Regions from separate parts of the Homo sapiens genome. Here region 1 is linked to region 2. A link is a loop called in an ENCODE intact Hi-C map of the cell type or tissue named here. Cell type or tissue: B cell. All regions are shown on one strand. Links, peaks and the distances in the headings refer to the core of each region. The heading gives the core; the rest is flanking DNA. Region 1 has its middle 15 kb from the start of OR7A17. Region 2 has its middle 15 kb from the start of TEKTL1.

Region 1 (2,922 bases), core at 121-2,620, 150 kb after region 2:
TGCTAGAAATATATCATCCTTCATAAGTATTTCCATCTTATTTCACATCTGTTTTTGCTTATTGCTTCCTTTTGTAATTAGATCTATTTTTATTTTTAATTTAATGTTTTAATTTCTGTTTTGATTGACAAAAATCATTGCATTCTTGTGGGGTGCAGTAAGATGTTATTTTATTTTTATTTCTATTTTTATTTTTTATTATACTTCAAGTTCTGGGATACATGTGCAGAACACGTAGGTTTGTTACATAGGTATACACGTGCCATGGTGGTTTGCTGCACCCATCAAGCCGTCATCATCTGCATTAGGCTATCCCTCCGCTAGCCCTCCACCCACCGACAGGCCCCGGTGTGTGATGTTCCCCTCCTTGTGTCCGTGTGTTCTCATTGTTCAACTCCCACTTGTGAGTGAGAACATGCAGTGTTTGGTTTTCTAGCAATCCCATTACTGGGTATATACCCAAAGGATTATAAATCATTCTACTATAAAGACACATGCACACGTATGTTTATTGCAGCACTGTTCACGATAGCAAAGACTTGGAACCAACCCAAATGCCCGTCAATGGTAGACTGGATAAAGTAAATGTGGCACCTATACACCATAGAATACTATGCAGCCATAAAAAAGGATGAGTTCATGTCCTTTGCAGGGACATGGATGAAGCTGGAAACCATCATTCTCAGCAAACTAACACAGGATAAGATGTTATTTTATATGTATTCATTGTAGAATGATTAAAGGAACCTAATTAATGTATCGGTCACTTCATACACTTATCATGTCTTTGTGGTTGAGAACATTTAAAATCTATGATACTAGCACTTTGGAAATATATAATACATTATTCTCAACTAAAGTCATCATGCTGTGCAATAGATTACTAGAACCCATTCTTGCTAACTTTATATCCTTTATCTAATGTCTCCGCTTTCTGCATCCACCCCACCCCATACTCCAGTCCCTGGTAACCACTGCCTTACTCCTCTCTATCCCTATGAGTTTGATTATTTAGATTCTGCATATAAATGAGAATATGCAGATCTATATTTTAAAGCAGTAATCTACTGCCATCTTGTGGAAGATACTCTTTTGCACTCACAACCTACAATTGAATACAAACTAAAATTACATTCAACTTAAGATCTTTTTCGTAAGCATATTTGGATCCATTTATACTTAGATAGGAATGAAATTATGGCTTTAAATACTGTTTCTTCTACTGCTAAAAAAAGCGTATTTTAATTTTTTTACTTTTAAGTTCAGGGGTACATGTGCAGTTTTGTTACATAGGTAAACACGTGTCATGGGGGTTTATTGTACAGATTATTTCATCACCCAGGTATTAAGCCTAGTACCCATTAGTTATCTTTCCTGATCTCCCTCCTCCCACCCTCCACCCTCCAGTTGGCCCCAGTGTGTTTTTCCCTTCTCTGTGTCCGTGTGTTCTCATGATTTAGCTCCCACTTGTAAGTGAGAACATCTGGTATTTGATTTTCTGTTCCTGTGTTAGTTTGCTAAGGATAATGGCCTCTAACTCCAACCATGTTGCTGCAAAGGACATGATCTTGTTCTTTTTTATGGCTGCATAGTATTCCATGGTATATATGTACCACATTTTCTTTATCCAGTCTATCATTCATGGGCATCTAGGTTGACTCCATGTCTTTGCTATTTTGAATAGTGTTGCAATGACTATACGTGTGCATGTGTCTTTATAATAGAATGATTTATATTCCTATGGGTATATACCCAGGAATGGGATTGCTGGGTTGAAGGATATTTCTGTCTTTAGATCTCTGAGGAATTGCCACACTGTCTTCCACAATGGTTGAGCATTTATTTGCAGATGTTTGCCACTTTAATTTTGAATTTCTGACTCACGTCAGTAATTTATTTCATATCTTTTCTTTCATAAGTTTGTTTTAGATTTTCATTATTCAAATCTTACCTGGTATCCATTTCCTTTCTAATGCTGTAATTGGTGTTGAGAAGGGCATGGGAGTAACATGCACCCAGGAAGCCACAGCAGATGTGTATGTGTGTTCCGTATATATGTGTGTATGTGTCTATGTGTGTGTGTGTGTTTATGTGTGTGTGTGTGTGTATGATGCTTCAGAGTGAGAAGAAGTTTCAGACAAAGAGATCCTGAGTTACATATTCCAAATGACAACACAAAATATGAACGTCAGATGTGTATATGTGTTCCGTGTGTATGTGTGTGTGTGTGTTTCTTTAGGGTGAGAAGTTTCAGACAAAGAGAACCTGGGCTATGTATTCCAAAAGATAACTCATCATATGAACATCAGAACTCAAGGCCACAGCAGGAAACAAAGAGGAAGTTCATTGCAATTCATGGGGCGCCTTTGCAACCAAATTAATAAAGTGCAAATGCAACATCTGGACAGAAGGACTCCTTGTGTCTTCAGGTTTCAGCAGCTTCCAGGCCAACTCCTTCCTCAATATCCTCTGAAACCATCTCTCATTCCTCTCCTCTTGCTTGTTTGCCTGCCACACTGGCTTACTTGTTGGACTTGAACATCTGAAAGAAGAACACGCCTCAGGGTCTTTCATTGTCGTTCCTTCTGCCTTGCATACGCTTCTGCAAGGAACATGGTGACTCCACCCTGTCTTCATTGTGGTCTCTGTTCAGTTGTCACCTTGTCTACTGGTCTTACCTGACCACCCAATAAAAAATAACACTCCATCCACATTCTCCTTCTTACCTCTTTCTTCTTTTGTTTTATAACATCACACATTCATTTTCTGGACAGTGCCTGGAATATGCCAAAATCCACTTTATATTCCTCAAATGCATGAAAGATTTTCTCATTAAAACTTTAGAATACATGCTCTCTGCCAAGGACTGAAGGTAGAACATGTATTCCTGATTAATATTGTCAAAATTGGCCAGGTGCGGTG
Region 2 (2,922 bases), core at 275-2,774:
GACTTTTGGGGGGTAAGGGGACTCCCTACAGTTTTTTTTTTTTTGAGATGGAGTCTTGCTCTGTTGGCCATGCTGGAGTGCAGTGGTGTGATCTCAGCTCACTGCAACCTCTGCCTCCTGGGTTCAAGCCCGCCTCAGCCTGCTGAGTAGTTGGGACTACAGGCATGTGCCAACATGTGCAGCTAATTTTTGCATTTTTTAAAGTAAAGACAGGGTTTCACCATGCTGGCCAGGCTGGTCTTGAACTCCTGACCTCAAATGATCTGCCAGCCTTGGCCTCCCAAAGTGCTGGGATTACAGGCATGAGCCACCGCGCCTGCCCTGCCTACAATTTTTACAGCCCACACTTAGCCCCTTACTTGCTGGGTGGTGGCATCTATACATTTTGTACTGCTTTGGGCCTATTTCTTCATCTCTAAGGTTGGGATAATGACACCCACCTCATGGTGTCGTGGAGAAGCTTGCTGGGTGCACAGGACTCACATCTAGGGCAGCAGCTGAAATCTCAGCTCTGAGGCAATGGGGGGAATTGTGCAAATGCTGTTTGGGGACATTGTGTGAGCTGAGGTCACAAACTGGGGCGGTGACAGCAAGGTGAGGGTGGCAGGCTGCAAACCCCAGGGCAAGACATTGCTTGCAAGGGGAGCATTTGCCTCCTATGCAAGATTTCTGGGCATCAAGATGGGCAAAGGTGAGGGTAAAGGGATAATTCCCAGCTCCGGGAAGGACCTGCGTGAAGGTCAAAAGTCAGCAGGGTGGTTCGGCCCATCGGGGACACTGGCCAATGGACAGAGAGGTGGGTAGGGGCATTTCACGGCGTCTACACTGCAGCATCACAGAGTTACATGCTCCCATCTGCTAACAGCCCTTTCCCTTCAGACCCACAGGTGGAAAAGGCTCCCCGCAATCACTGGCATGTGGATATTATGCTAGCTATCCTTTGAGGTTTCCCTACTAGCTGCCCACACCTTTGCAAACACAGTTAATTCCTGTTATTTGCGGTAATGGTCCATAAAGCCACCACGCACACTGAATCAGTGAACGCTGAACCATGGCTCATGGGGAAATACAGGATTAGGTTTCTGTGAGCCTGTGGTCACAGCCCTTTTGTCAACGAATCAAGACATAACCTTGTTTTAGGTGTTTCTATTTAAAGAGACCTTATTTGGCCGGGTGCGGTGGCTCATGCCTGTAATCCCAGCACTTTGGGAGGCCGAGGCGGGTGGTTGGAAGTTAACTTGAGGTCGGAAGTTCGAGAGCAGCCTGGCCAACATAGTGAAACCCTGTCTCTACTAAAAATACAAAAATCAGCTGGGTGTGGCGGTGTGTGTATGTAATTCCAGCTACTTGGGAAGCTGAGGCAGGAGAATCGTTTGAACACAGGAGGCGGAGGTTGCAATGAGCCAAAATTGCACCACTGCACTCCAGCCTGGGCAAAAAGAGTGAGACTCTGTCTCAAAAAAAAAAAAAAAGACACCTTATTTAATATATGTGATGCATTCATGCACATGGAGGTCACGGCCACAGCACTATAATGCATGCCTGAATGAAGCTTATCTAACGCATGTATTTTTCCCCTAAGACACATTTCAGCCTTCTTGTGCTCAGGGACAGTAGACAGCACTTCAGCACTAACCCCTGGAAGTCATTTTAAACAGCAAAAACCACCAACAAAATGCACAAAAATGCAAAAAAAAAAAAAAAAAAAAAAGAGAGAGAGAGACAGAGATGCTAAATAGGCTACCACAAGGACACTTGTTTATGGTAAGAGAGCTGGCACAAAAAGGCAGCATCACCTTCTTTGCCCTCAGAGGGGCAGTGTGAACATCAGGTGGCTAAAAATGTTTTCACGGCTCTGTGCATGCCTGCAAATGATTGTGAAAGCACTACAAGTACTGATTTTGAAGTGACAAATAAATTTCGGTAAGTGAATTAGCAAGTAAATTTGGGGATAATGAGGATCAACTGTGGTCTCTTAAACTTCTTTCTCTCTCTCTCTCTTTTTTTTTTTTTTTTTTTTGAGACAGAGTCTCACTCTGTCACCCAGGCTGGAGTGCAGTGGGGCGATCTCAGCTCACTACAACCTCCACCTCTGGGATTCAAGCGATTCTCCTGCCTCAGCCTTCCTAAGTAGCTGGGACTACAGGCTCCCGCCACCATGCCTGGCTAATTTTTGTATTTTTAGTAGAGGTAGAGTTTCACCATGTTGGCCAGGCTGGTCTTGAACGTCTGACCTCAAATGATCCGCCTGCCTCGGCCTCCCTAAGTACTGGGATTACAGGTGTGAGCCACCGCACCTGGCCCTTAAACTTCTTGCAAATGGAGTGTGCTGTTTCTTGTTGATATCCTGATTGGTACTGGGAAGAAGTGCTTGAAGAAGAATAGTTTATGTGGGAGTCTGAGCCCCAGGGAGACTGGGGGCCTGTAACCCCCAAGCTGTAGAGTCTGTCTTGACATAAGGGAGCTGGCTGTGACACACAATGCTTCTGAGTCAGACCAATGGAGCCGATCCCCAGCTGAACTCCTACCCAGGTCTGTCATCCTGGGCAGATGGCTCTCTTTTTTGCCCATGCGTTTTTCTGTCCAGTGGCCATAATTGACCCAATCTCCATTCTCTTGTTTTGGGGACTCATTCAGATCCTGGTCCCTGCTTGAGATGTGGAGCATGACAGGTTGAAATCTTGCTTTACCCATCTCTGGCTGTGTAACCCTGGGAAAATGAGAAGAAAAATGAGCTTCATTTTCTTCTCTGCTAAACGTTGGTGCTTAGGTCCATACAATTGGCTGGCTTTGCCAAAAGGATACCAACATTTGTGAAGGCCATTCTCAGCATATACACTGTGAGCTCCACGACGGAGGGACACATCCTTGCTGTATCCCTGGCGCCTCACACAGCCTCTGACACAGAGCAGTTGCTTAGGA

The links. Hi-C counts contacts between places; a loop is a spot of excess contacts. Peaks named below come from ENCODE experiments on the same cell type or tissue, not always from the same donor. Only the 100,000 strongest peaks of a DNase experiment are listed, where the experiment ranks them.
Region 1: a loop joins it to region 2, with 8 times the contacts of the local background. A loop is called at or near these places in 2 of 110 quality-filtered maps.

What each region holds. Positions count from the first base shown.
Region 1 is chr19:14,869,974-14,872,895 of GRCh38, reverse strand. No RefSeq gene overlaps it. Among named protein-coding and RNA genes, the nearest start is that of OR7A17, 15 kb to the left of the region's middle. In B cell, for the core only: a CTCF peak has its summit at 1,083 (motif pointing left); a DNase peak (open chromatin) is centred at 1,045.
Region 2 is chr19:15,024,323-15,027,244 of GRCh38, reverse strand. No RefSeq gene overlaps it. Among named protein-coding and RNA genes, the nearest start is that of TEKTL1, 15 kb to the right of the region's middle. RefSeq lists a silencer at 1,807-1,876. In B cell, for the core only: no CTCF peak of the experiment used is centred there; a DNase peak (open chromatin) is centred at 1,804.